Regions from separate parts of the Homo sapiens genome. Here all the other regions are linked to region 3. A link is an interaction called in ENCODE POLR2A ChIA-PET data of the cell type or tissue named here. Cell type or tissue: MCF 10A. All regions are shown on one strand. Region 1 overlaps AFF1 (ALF transcription elongation factor 1). Region 2 overlaps AFF1 (ALF transcription elongation factor 1). Region 3 overlaps AFF1 (ALF transcription elongation factor 1).

Region 1 (4,000 bases), 61 kb after region 3:
TTTCTCTCTCTCCCCTCCCCCATCCCCCCTTTTTTTGAGACGGCTTCTTGCTCCATCGCTGAGGCTGGAGTGCAGGGTGTGACCTGGGCTCGCTGTAACCTCTGCCTCTCAGGCTCAAGTGATCCTCCCATCTCAGCTTCCCAAGTAGTTGGGACTACAGGAGTGTGCCACCATGCCCAGCTAATTTGAGATTCTGCTTTACGCAGATGGATCTAAAATTACTTGCTAACAGTCTAAGACTGAGTTCAGAACCCAAAATCAGTTTTCAGAGCTTCTAATGAGAGTTACTGCAAAAATGATTAACACTCCAGTATTTCTTTATCCCCAGTCTGATGTTGCTATAGTATATGAGGCTCTTTTAGTTTTTAATCAGAACTTTTATACAAATAATAGATGCTTTCTCATTGTGAAAAGAATTTAAAAACAACGTTAACAAAATGCTCCCCAAACCACATCACCACTTAACATTCTGCACCCTAATCCCATGCTGCTTGGTGGTAGGTTGTTTTTGTTTTGAGATGGAGTCTTGCTCTGTCACCCAGGCTGGAGTGCAGTGGCGCGTTCTCAGCTCACTGCAACCTCCACCTCCTGGGTTCAAGCAGTTCTCCTGAGTCAGCCTTCTGAGTAGCTGGGATTACAGGCACACACCACCACACCCGGCCAATGTTTTGTATTTTTAGTGGAGATGGGGTTTCACCATGTTCGCCAGGCTAGTCTTGAACTCCTGACCTCAAGTGATCTGCCCGCCTCGGCCTCCCAAAGTGCTGAGATTACAGGCATGAACCACTGCTCTCGGCCCTGCTTGGTAGGTTTTTGTGAAATGTATCCTTTCAGACCTTTGCTACATATTAATAGGCATACAGAAGTACCTGGCAAGTTCATTTTGAAAGGTAAATTAACATGTCTCTCCTTAGAATTGATGTGACTTTTTAGTCACGTTTGCCCAAGTGTAGAGTCGTTCTCAATTTAAAACTTGCAGGATGCATTTAAGATATGCAAAATATCTTACTGGCTCTGAGTCCTGGAGAGTGTTTATGATGGGTACCAAGAATGTAAATTTCACTGTCATGTATCACCCTCCTAGAGAATGGCAAGAAGTTATGTGGGCAGTGTTTTCAAGGTTGATTTAATTTTGCAAAATGGGGTCACATAAAACTTTAAAAATAAATACTATAATAAATTATAATAAGACTGAGCCTTCTGTGGCAAACAGAAGTGAGTAGCAGAGAGTGCTAATGCATTGAGATAATCCCCTGGGGGCTCTTCCAGGAAAACAACTGACATCGTGCTGTTTTGTCATTGTAGTTGGCTGATATTTTTAATATGAAATCAGATTGTAAGACTTTGTTTTAGGATTAAGTCTCTGATTACTTTCTTTATAAATTTTAAGAATGTTATTCATGTTAGTTATTGAGAGTGAAAACCCTGGGACGATTTAGCTGAGTGATTTTTATTATGAGAAAGTCTCTTACAAATTCTTTCACATGGATGGAGAGACGAAAAAAATCTCCCTTCTTTGAAGCAACATTTTATCCTGCCTTCAGACATGGAGTCACTTTGATTTCTCATGTTTAAATTGTATTTGGAAGTCAAACTAGTATTGTGCTTGGAGGTATGTTGATGCTTTTTCATAAAGCCAATGTGTGAAAAATGTTTCCCGCATGTTAGATGGTAGGAATAGGGGAATGTGGAAACAAAAGGCCAAAAGATGGACTTAGAAAGTTGAGATGTGGCTTTTAAAATGAAAAAGTCACTTACATGGTGTGGAAGAACCCTAGCATCCTGTCTTTTTGCCTCCCTGTTTGTGACAGATCTCTATCTCACCATCCTCTAAGCTGGGATTGCCGAACTTTTGTGTTTATTTGTTGCTCTATCCTTTGTACATTCAAATCAGAATGGCATAGTGCTTCTAAACAGTAATAAGACTTAATCCTTTCCAGAGTTAATGTACACTGTTGATTTTAGGATTTTCCCTTTCCTTCCTGCCAGATGTCTCCATCCTTATGAAGATAAATATATAGGAGAAATCACACTCTGTCATCCAAGAGAGAGTTAAAAATTTAAACTCGAATTCTAGAGAGTTGGTGACATGTATCAGAGGAAGGCCTATGTGAAGTGACCAGTCAAGGGTGATAAATGGGTAGTCAGCTGTGCACAGCCAGCCCTGTGGGCCGTGAGTTGCCATGGAAGCACCGAATGGCATTCAGCAATCCCGCATGACTAACCTAGTTTAGCAGCAGGGCCCATGGGCTCCAGCCTGGGAGAAGGTGCTTACAGCCAGATGATACCAGAGCCAACACACTGCCCCACGTCTCATGCCCAACTTGGGCCTTTCTGTTACTATCTTTTCCTCATCCACATATGCTATTTCCTTTTTTAGTGTGAAGGAAAGAGAAAAAGGAATCACTCTCACTAATCCTTACAGAGTTGTGATTTCTTACATTTTACCACAATATTTTAAACACATCCATCCCTACCCCCAAGAAGCATTTGAAAAGTCAGTAAATGTGCCCTGACAGGCCCCAGCATGGGGTTGACTAAATGACTGTATTGAGGGGCTGAACAGGCAGCTCTGAATTCCTCAGGATTTTCACCACCTTTCTGAAAGTGAGAGCATTCTGGCACGTTTTAGCTTTCCAAAGCTTCATTCAAGCTCTTGTGCTGAGTTAGTGGATTCGGTCAGTGAAACGTCTGTGGCACAGTCCCCCTTTCATGGCTTGAGTGTTTATGTTCTGCAGGTGAGTTTTCACATGTGACTGATCTCACCAGGCACTGGACACTGAAGCCTGTGGTTCTCCCCATTTCTAGTTCACTTAACTAAAATACAAATGTGGAGGAGGTGGCTTGATGAATTCTGTAGAGATCTTTTGATACATCAGGTTGAACCTCAAAGATGGTGGACAGTAGTATATGATCTGAAGGCAAGAACTTGGCTACTGAAAGGAGAATTATTTCCCTATTTAAATAGATTTTTGCAGACTTCCAGTAGAACTCATGGTGTCTGTGGAGTGGTCAGACTTTGCATCCTCCTTCCCAGGGGCACATCAGAGGCTCTGAAACAAGAATTGTAACACAGTTTTTATATTTATTTATTTATTTATTTTTGAGATGGAGTCTCGCTCTGTAGCCCAGGTTGAAGTGCAGTGGCGCGATCTCGGCTCACTGCAGCCGAGATCTAGCGATTCTCCTGCCTCAGCCTCCCAAGTAGCTGGGATTACAAGCACGTGCCACTACGCCCGGTTAATTTTTGTATTTTTAGTAGAGACAGGGTTTCGCCATGTGGGCCAGGCTGGTCTCAAACCCCTGACGACCTCAGGTGATCCTCCCACCTCGGCCTCCCAAAGTGCTGGGATTACAGATGTGAGCCACTGTGACCGGCCCACAGTTTTTATAACTGAAAGAGCAGCTTCATGCCATTGGCCATCCTTCTCTCAAAGGGGTCCTCTGTTAGGTCGTTCCTCAAGGACAGGCCTGTGTGGATCAGTTTAACCAAACATCAATTTTGTGGCTCTGAGATGACCCTGCTGGCGGAGATGATACTAAATTGTTGATGTGTACCTTTTTGAGACTAAAGAAATATGAGTGGTTATAAGTTAGCACACTTTAGCACACCTTCTTTGTCTTCACTGCTTTATTTAACGCAGCCTGACAGCTTTGCTAGCAGAACTGTGGCTGAGAGTATAAGCTTTCTTGCCAGGCATTGGTGAATGTTCAGGTCTACCATTTGTGAGCAAGTCAATCCCCTCACCCTTTTTTTTTTTTTTTAATTGAGACAGACTTTGACACTTGTTGCCCAGGCTGGAGTACAGTGGCGCAATCTCGGCTCACAGCAACAACCTCTGCCTTCCAGGTTCAAACAGTTCTCCTGCCTCAGCCTCCGTAGTAGCTGGGATTACAGGCGCCTGCCACCACACCCAGCTAATTTTTTGTATTTTTAGTAGAGACATAGGGTTTCACTATGTTGGCCAGGCTGGTCTCAAACTCCCAACCTCAGGCGATC
Region 2 (4,000 bases), 77 kb after region 3:
TCTGTGATTGACAGGAGATAGGAGTGGCCTGAGGTGAGGGGAGGCGAGGCATCAAACAAGGCTGGTAGACTTTTTATTTGAAAGGCAAGGATGGTGGGATGATACTAGCTACCGAGAGGGAAATGACCTGGAAAACTAAGAACTCTAGTTGGGTCATGTATTAAGATCATGTGTTCGGTTTGAGATGCTGTAATGTATCCAGGTAGAGATGACAAGTGGCAGTCATAAACAGGAGTCTAACTCTGGGAAAATGTCAGAACTGAAAATAATTTGGGATTTGTGTTTATTTAGTAGGTATTTAAAACCTTGGGACCGAGCATGTGTACCTAAGAATCCTTATATGGTCTTAATTCCTCCTCCAGATCAGTCTGGCTTTGAGTCCTGATTGTGACTGATTTCTGCAAAGCAATTGCTCTTTTCCTTGTGGCCTCTTGTCACATCATGTTAGGAACGTTTTGTTGCCAGATGCTTGCATTTAATTTCCAAGACCCAAGTGTACATTCATTGTTGGACCACTTTGATTCATTGCAGCTCTTAAATTGAGCCTCCTATTTTCAATAAACTACCAGCCTAACAACTGCATGAATTAACCCACAGTGGAAAACTGTGTGATAGTGATTCACTTTGCATTCACATATACAAACATTCTTTCCTACTTCCATATTTAATTTAAACCTCAAGAAGAGGGACTTCCCTATTATGAGATGATCTAAACCTTCAGGCGGTTTACTTCTGGATATGCCGATGGTGCACATCCTGCTCCTGCACCACTCAAAACACATTTAAGCAGCTTACTCTCACAAACACATCATGTATTCAGCAATTTTAACCAAAATATCTTGAACCCCTGTTGTGTGCCAGGCCTGGTGCTGGGGATGAGAGGTTAAAATGGTGGGCAAAACCAGATGGTTCCAGTCCTCTTGGATCTTAACTGTCCTATTAGAAACTGACATTAGTCAAGTAATCACTCAGATCCATGTATAAGAAGCTTTGACAAGTGCTATAAGGGAAACTACAAGCTATTCTAAGAGCTATAAGAGGGGATTGTGACTTAGAACTAAGGAGCTGAGGAAGGCTTCTCTGAGGAAGTACTATTTGAATGAGAGCTGAAGGTGAGTAGGAGTGGCCCAAGTGAGGGGTGTTGGGGCTTAAGCAGTGTCAGTATTCCAGGAAGAAGGAATAGCATGTGCCACTGGCTTATGCCACACCATGTGCAGAGACCATTAGAGAATTCTTCCCAGGATATAAGCCCAGTACCATAGATCAAAGGGAATTTTTCATTTATTCTGAAACTTGGCAGCACATCAGAATCACCTGGGAAGCCTGATAAAAATACAAATTGTTAAAAATAAAAATTCCCAGGCCCTCCCCTAGGGGGGCTGAGTTTGTTCTGTAGCCTGGAAATGACAACTGTTCCGGAAAAGCTTATGGGCCACAGGGAGCTACAGGGGCCCCTCCCAGTGGCTCAAGAAGCCCCCCGACATGTGGGTCTCGGGCACAAGGATCACACTGAACTGATGGATGGGGCTTTCATTCCTGAGTAGGACGTCAGAGTAGCCTTGGGAGAAGCACAGGAGTGGGATCCCCAAGACTCTCCTCCTCTTTTCCTCCGTAGCTCATGTTTTTCATTGTTCTGCCCCCAACATAAGGTAGAAGATTATGACACAATCTTATCTAGCTTTTCAGGTTCCGTTTTCTAAAAATGTTTTATTATGGTAACTCTAGATTCCGTAAGCTCGACCTCAGTGAGCCTGGGCAGACCTACATGACCTAAATGTGTTAGGAAATTGATAGCAGAGTAAAGTTATCTGTGTGCAGAATTCCCTGCTGCCATGGGTGGTGCCTGGAGCAGACGACTTCCAAACCGCTTGTAAGAAAGCATGAAGAATAAGTCACCTGCACTTCAGAGGCCAAATTTTAAACCTGAAAAGATCTAAATATAGAAGTTTTAAAATAGTGACAGGCAGGTTTTTTAGAGCAGAAGCTGTAAACCAGCAGCCTGAGGGCTAGGTTGGGCCTGCAGACAAATTATTTTGTTTGGCCTGTAGGGCTTGTTTTCTTTCTTTCTCCCTACCGCCCCCCACACTTTTAGCCAGTATTTACAAACTGGAGAATTTAGGAAAAAAATCATTATTGGCTGAGTAGAGGCAATTTCTGGAACCTGGCAATCTTTAGAGTTTCTCTCTCTCACCCGGGCTGGAATGCAGTAGCACGATCACAGCTCACTTCAGCCTTGAACTCCTGGGTCCAAGCAGTGCCCACTTTTCCATCCTGAGTAGCTAGGACTGCAGGCACATGGCAGCATGCTTGGCTGATTTATTTTTATTTTTTGTAGAGACAAGGTCTTGGGGTGTTGCCCAGGCTGAACCTGGCAATCTTATGAAGAAACACTTTAAACTCTGAAGGAAACTTTTTAAGTAATATAGACACAATATTTTTGAAAAGCTCTTAAATTGCTAAAAATTAATGCAAAGAATAGAATTGCTTATAGTAGCCCAAGAGGAAAGCATAAAATTGAAACTGGAAGAACTTTTTGGGTGGTATTAATTGGAGTTGTTTTTACTTTGTGCATTTCACTTTCTATTCCTTCTCGGAAATGCCAGAAGTACATTTGGTACCAGGATGAGAAATTCCTGTTCCTCCTTGTTTTCACACTTGAGATGTTTGTGGATGGTTATTGGATCCCCCTGAGTCTCTCCAGTTGTGCCTTTGCCAAGATATAGACATTCAACTCTTTTGAATCTTCCCAGACTGCATGTGCTCTCCCAGGCTCTCACATAGCCACCCGGGTCATTTTAGCTCTTCTCTAGATTAACTGTGTTTTATTTTGAGCCAACTGATAATCTTCAGGGACAGAAACCCAGATATTCCAAGGGGAATCTTGTTGATGACTGAGTTAGTGGTTTGATTTTGGCTGTTTTGGTGGGGGTGACCAACACTCATGAGATATTTAAACAGTTCCTCCTAAGAGAGGATCCTGGTTCATGTTAACATAATAATTTATTTTTTGGTCTTGTATTTCTTCTCTCCAGTTGCCAACAGCAATTTGACATTATTTTCCAAGGTTAACTTTGCATGTTCACATTTCCCAAGAACTCTATAAGCAGCTATTTTTACATTGATTTTGTTCCTTTCTTTAATTGTTGAAATAACTCTATTGATGGTTTTTCCCACAGAGGTCTAGGGTCCACACAAACTATTAGTTTTCTCTTGAACTTCATTTCATTCCCTATTTAAATTTGGCCTACTTTCTCTCTGCATTTTTTTTTTCCTAACCCCGTGGTAATTTGTCAAGCCCATTCTAATCTTCTTAATCCCTTTGGCTGAAGGGTTTTGAGGTTTAATGTTTTAATCTAGAGGCCTCAGTATTTAAGTAATTAGAGGTCCTATTTCTAGCTCTGTCCTTTAGATAAATCACCTTAGGTTTTTTATTCCAATTTACAAATAATAGAACTCTGAAAACTCATATTGGACAGGAATGTGGAGCTTTGAATTGAAGTGCATGAATTAAGAAAGGAAGGCATTCTATGTTATGTATATTTCTTCGAGGTATTCTTAACAACCCCACACTATATTATAGATTCCCTTTTTCCTTAGAGCTCAATTTTTAAAATACCCCGAAGCAAGTATTTGCTGTTGCATTTTAGAAAAATTTAAAATAGAATTCTATGGTATAATTAGAATGTATGTTACTTCCAACATTTTTTCATGCTCGAGAACATGGGAACTTGTGAAAAAATTTTTTCCTATTAAATAATCTGAACATTCTTACAAAATGTTTTTTAAAAATAACTTTGTTTCTTTGTCATAGAAGGATTCATATTTTTACATTCTGTCAACAAATATTTGAACACCCATTAGATATAAAGGGAGCTAATAGGAAAGAAAGACACAGGCACAGTAAATTTATTATGACATAGCATAAAAATCCAAAGTGTAATCAGTATGAGCAAGGTAATACGGAACTCTTCATAATACATTGCTGGCATAGTCCCCTTGT
Region 3 (4,000 bases):
GCATTGCAAGGAGCCCAGAGGCAGGTAAGGAGGCAGAGAGGTGGGTGGTGTAGAAAGGCGCTCCGCATTATGGAATCAACCATGGAATCAACCTAGGTGCCAGTGGTAGACTAGATAAAGAAAATGTGGTACATATACACCATGTCATATCACGCACCCATGAAAAAGAATGAGATCATGTCCTTTGCATCAATGTGCATGGAGCTGGAGGTCATTATCCTAAGCAAACTAACTCAGAAACAGAAAACCGAATACCACATGTTCTCACAAGCGGAAGCTAAATATCAAGTACATATGGACAGAAAGAAGGGAACAACAGACCCCAGGGCCCTACCAGAGGATGGAGGGGGAGGATTGAAAAATGACCTAACATGTACTATGCTTATTACCTGGGTGACGAAATAATCTGTGCACCAAGCTCCCACAACATGCAATTTACCTGTATAACAAACTTGCATGTGTACCCCTGAACCTAAAGTAAAAGTTAAGAAAAAGAAATGGGCTCTGGAGCCAGAACTGGGTGCCTACCTCGGTGTCTCACATGCCCATACCTGATGTCTAGGGCAAGGTTTGTAACTCTTTGTGCCTCAGTTTCCTCATCTGTAACACTGAAATGATGATAGCACCTACCTTGTCAGGTTATTGTAGTGATTAAGTAACTTAATACTTAGGAAATTCTTGGAACAATGTCTGGCACACAGCAAGTGCCCAATAAATGCAGGTGATGGTGCCTGTGGGCATTTTATTGCATGGAAATAATCTTTGACCTGTTGGAAATCCATGAAGGCCTATTTGCAGTGGAATAACTTGATCATGTTTCTGTTTTTCAAATACAGTAAGTAGTCCCCCCATATGAGACAGATACATTCTAAGACCCCCAGTGAGTCCTGAAGTCACAGATAGTACTGCACCCTATACACTATATAGTATGTATTTTCAATCTCATAACTGAAACAGCTACTGAGTGACTTACAGGTGAGTAGTATCTGTAGTGTAGATATACTGGACAAAGGGATGATTCACGTCCCAGGTGGGACGGAGAGGACAGCGAGAAATTTCATCACACTACTTAGAATTGTGTGCAATTTAAAACTTATGAATTGCTTATTTGTGGAATTTTCCATTTAATATTTTTAGACCTTGGATGACTGTGGGTAACTGAAACCATGGAAAGTGAAACTGCAGATAAGGGGGGCTTCTGTATTGTTTTAGAGGGAGTGTGAGCATGTGTGTTAGGAGGGGGCTGGAATTGCATTTCTGTGGATTCTCCAACCTCACCTTTTTCCCTCACCCCCTGCATAATTACCTGTTCCTTCACCTGTGTTCCCATGGTGTCTTATCTCTGCTGTGGCGTTTTCCTATTGTATTTTATAGTCTGTGTTTCTCATACTAGACTGGGTCCCCTCAGGGTGTTAAGGACTATGTGTTACTCATCTTTACATCCCATTGCCAAGAATAGTACCTAACACTGGCACATACTGGGCACTCAATAAATGTTTGTTGAATTGCTTTGAAAGGTTTACCAGGGAGTTGCCCTAACATAATTCTGGAGAAAGGTCCTCCCATAGAAGAGTCTGGGCACGTTGCTATGGGAGAGTGTTTTCTTTGTTTCACACACCAAGTATTTATCGAGTGCCTACTGCACACTGTGCTGTGAGGGGATACATAGATGAGTCAGACGTGTACTCTGCCCTGGGTTGTGTTGACTTAATCGTGGGTGGAAGGAAGATGGTAAATGGTTGCTGATAGGTTTAATGAGAAATAAGCTATGATGTGGTTTAGTTGTATTTGGGCTTTTGTTTAGAAGCATAATTATTTCAATCAAAGAATGTTAGAATTTTTTTAAAATGATGTCTCATTGATGGTAGCTTACTTCTCTTACTTCTCATTACATTCACTTTTTTTTTTTTTTTTTTTTTTTTGAGATGGAGTCTCGCTCTGTCAGCTAGGCTGGAGTGCAGTGGCACAACCTCGGCTCACTGCAACCTCCACCTCCTGGGTTCAAGCGATTCTCCTGCCTCAGCCTCCCGAAGAGCTGGGACTACAGACGCGTGCCACCATGCCCAGCTGATTTTTGTATTTTTAGTAGAGACGGGGTTTCACCATATTGGTCAGGCTGGTCTTGAACTCCTGACTTCATGATCCACCCACCTCGGCCTCCCAAAGTGCTGGGATTATAGGTGTGAGCCACCATGCCCGGCCTACATTCACTTTTATATTATGATAGAATCTGTCTAGTAAATTTCATAGTGTAGTTTCTTTTTAAATTTTTATTCTTTTGGAGACAGGGTCTTGCTCTGTTGCCCAAGCTGGAGTGCAGTGGTGCAACCAATATAATATAAAGTTTCATAGTGAGCCTGCTTGTTTCTTGGATTTTAATCCTGAGTAGAAATGATTCCACTTAAGGTGGGATATATCCTTGTCTGTAGCCAGAAGACCTTCATGAGCTCTTGCTACCTTTTCTTGGATTTACTTTGTAATCAGTGTTGCGTATTATGTTTTACTGGAGGTGCCTAGTTACAAGGTTTTATTACAGCAGTATTTCTAAACATTTGGTTAGTCTGTCTCTGCTTTTCCCACCATAATTTTCTAGCACTTGTAGCTCACCTTATCTCCCACTTCCCTTTTTAAATAGAAAACAGGCTTGTTCTGTTTTGACCAGGTATAACTCTTTGCTCAGACTGTCTCTAAAGCCCAGAAAACTATTCCTCTAGTGGTCCAATGAAGTGTTCCCCATTGAAAGTTTGCCTCATGTACTCTCAACTCCAGTGGTCTTCAAACCACTGGAATCACTGAATACCGTCTCCTTTGCCTCTGCCTCTCTTTTTATTTTTTTGAGACAGAATCTTGCTCTGTCGCCCAGGCTGGAGTGCAGTGGCGTGATCTCGACTCACTGCAACCTCCGCCTCTTGAGTTCAAGTCATTCTCCTGCCTCAGCCTCCCGAGTAGCTGGGATTACAGGCATGTGCCACGAAGCCCGGCTGAATTTTGTAATTTTAGTAGAGACGGGGTTTTGCCATGTTCACCAGGCTGGTCTCGAACTCCTTGACCTCAGGTGATCCTCCCGCCTCGGCCTCCCAAAGTGCTGGGATTACAGGGATGAGCCACTGCCCAGCCTGCCCCTGCTTCTCTTAACACACTGGGAAGCTCCTGCTGTAGCAAAATCCTCAATAAATAGGTGTTGATTAGATGAACTGATACGAATAAAACCTATGTGGGGGTGGGAGAGTTTTTAAATTACTCAGATTTTTAAGGAGGATTTCAATAGTCCTTTTTATCTTTGTGAAAATTTTATTTGAAAGTTCTTATTTTAAAATATCAAACCTGTCAGAACAGCTACACTTTTAAATGCTCCTTTAATATGAAAAGATACTCAGTCATGCATAAAAAGAGAGATGCAAATGAAAACTACATTTAGCTATCATATCTTGTCTATCGGAGTGGCAAAAAATAAAGTTTGACAACATGTCTTATTGAAAAGGTTGTAGGGGGAAGATACTGTGCTTACATACATAGCTGGTGGGAACGCAAAATACTATGACTGTATTAGGAGAATTTGACAATATGTAGCAAAATAACATTTGCATTTACCCTTTGGTCAGCCAGGCTCACTTCTAGAAATCTATCTCCCTAGGAATCTAACTCTTTTGAGACAGAGTCTCACTCTGTTGCCCAGGCTGGAGTGCAGTGACGTGGCCTCAGCTCACTGCAACCTCTGCCTCCTGGGTTCAAGTGATTCTCCTGCCTCAGCCTGCCGAGTAGGTGGGACTACAGGCATGTGCCACCACACCCGGCTAATTCTTGTGTTTTTAGTAGAGATGGGGTTTTACCATGTTGGCCAGACTGGTCTTGAACTCCTGGCCTCCAGTGATCCACCTGCCTCTGCCTCCTAAAGTGCTGGGATTACAGGTGTGAGCCACTGCACCTGGCCCCTAGGAATCTAACTCTAAGATACACTGGCAAAATATGAAAAAAATGTCCAGAAGTCTATTCATTACAA

What was found. Peaks named below come from ENCODE experiments on the same cell type or tissue, not always from the same donor. Only the 100,000 strongest peaks of a DNase experiment are listed, where the experiment ranks them.
Region 1: POLR2A ChIA-PET joins it to region 3 with 5 read pairs; 6 of 35 experiments call an interaction of 5 or more read pairs at or near these places.
Region 2: POLR2A ChIA-PET joins it to region 3 with 6 read pairs; 6 of 35 experiments call an interaction of 5 or more read pairs at or near these places.

The regions. Positions count from the first base shown.
Region 1 is chr4:87,036,815-87,040,814 of GRCh38, forward strand. The region is part of intron 2 of AFF1 (ALF transcription elongation factor 1); the gene reads left to right. Among named protein-coding and RNA genes, the nearest start is that of AFF1, 100 kb to the left of the region's middle. RefSeq lists enhancers at 134-634, 635-1,135, 2,289-3,040 and a silencer at 2,121-2,270. In MCF 10A, no CTCF peak of the experiment used is centred here; a DNase peak (open chromatin) is centred at 2,217.
Region 2 is chr4:87,052,828-87,056,827 of GRCh38, forward strand. The region is part of intron 4 of AFF1 (ALF transcription elongation factor 1); the gene reads left to right. Among named protein-coding and RNA genes, the nearest start is that of AFF1, 120 kb to the left of the region's middle. In MCF 10A, no CTCF peak of the experiment used is centred here; no DNase peak of the experiment used is centred here.
Region 3 is chr4:86,976,280-86,980,279 of GRCh38, forward strand. The region is part of intron 2 of AFF1 (ALF transcription elongation factor 1); the gene reads left to right. Among named protein-coding and RNA genes, the nearest start is that of AFF1, 43 kb to the left of the region's middle. In MCF 10A, no CTCF peak of the experiment used is centred here; DNase peaks (open chromatin) are centred at 1,032 and 1,552.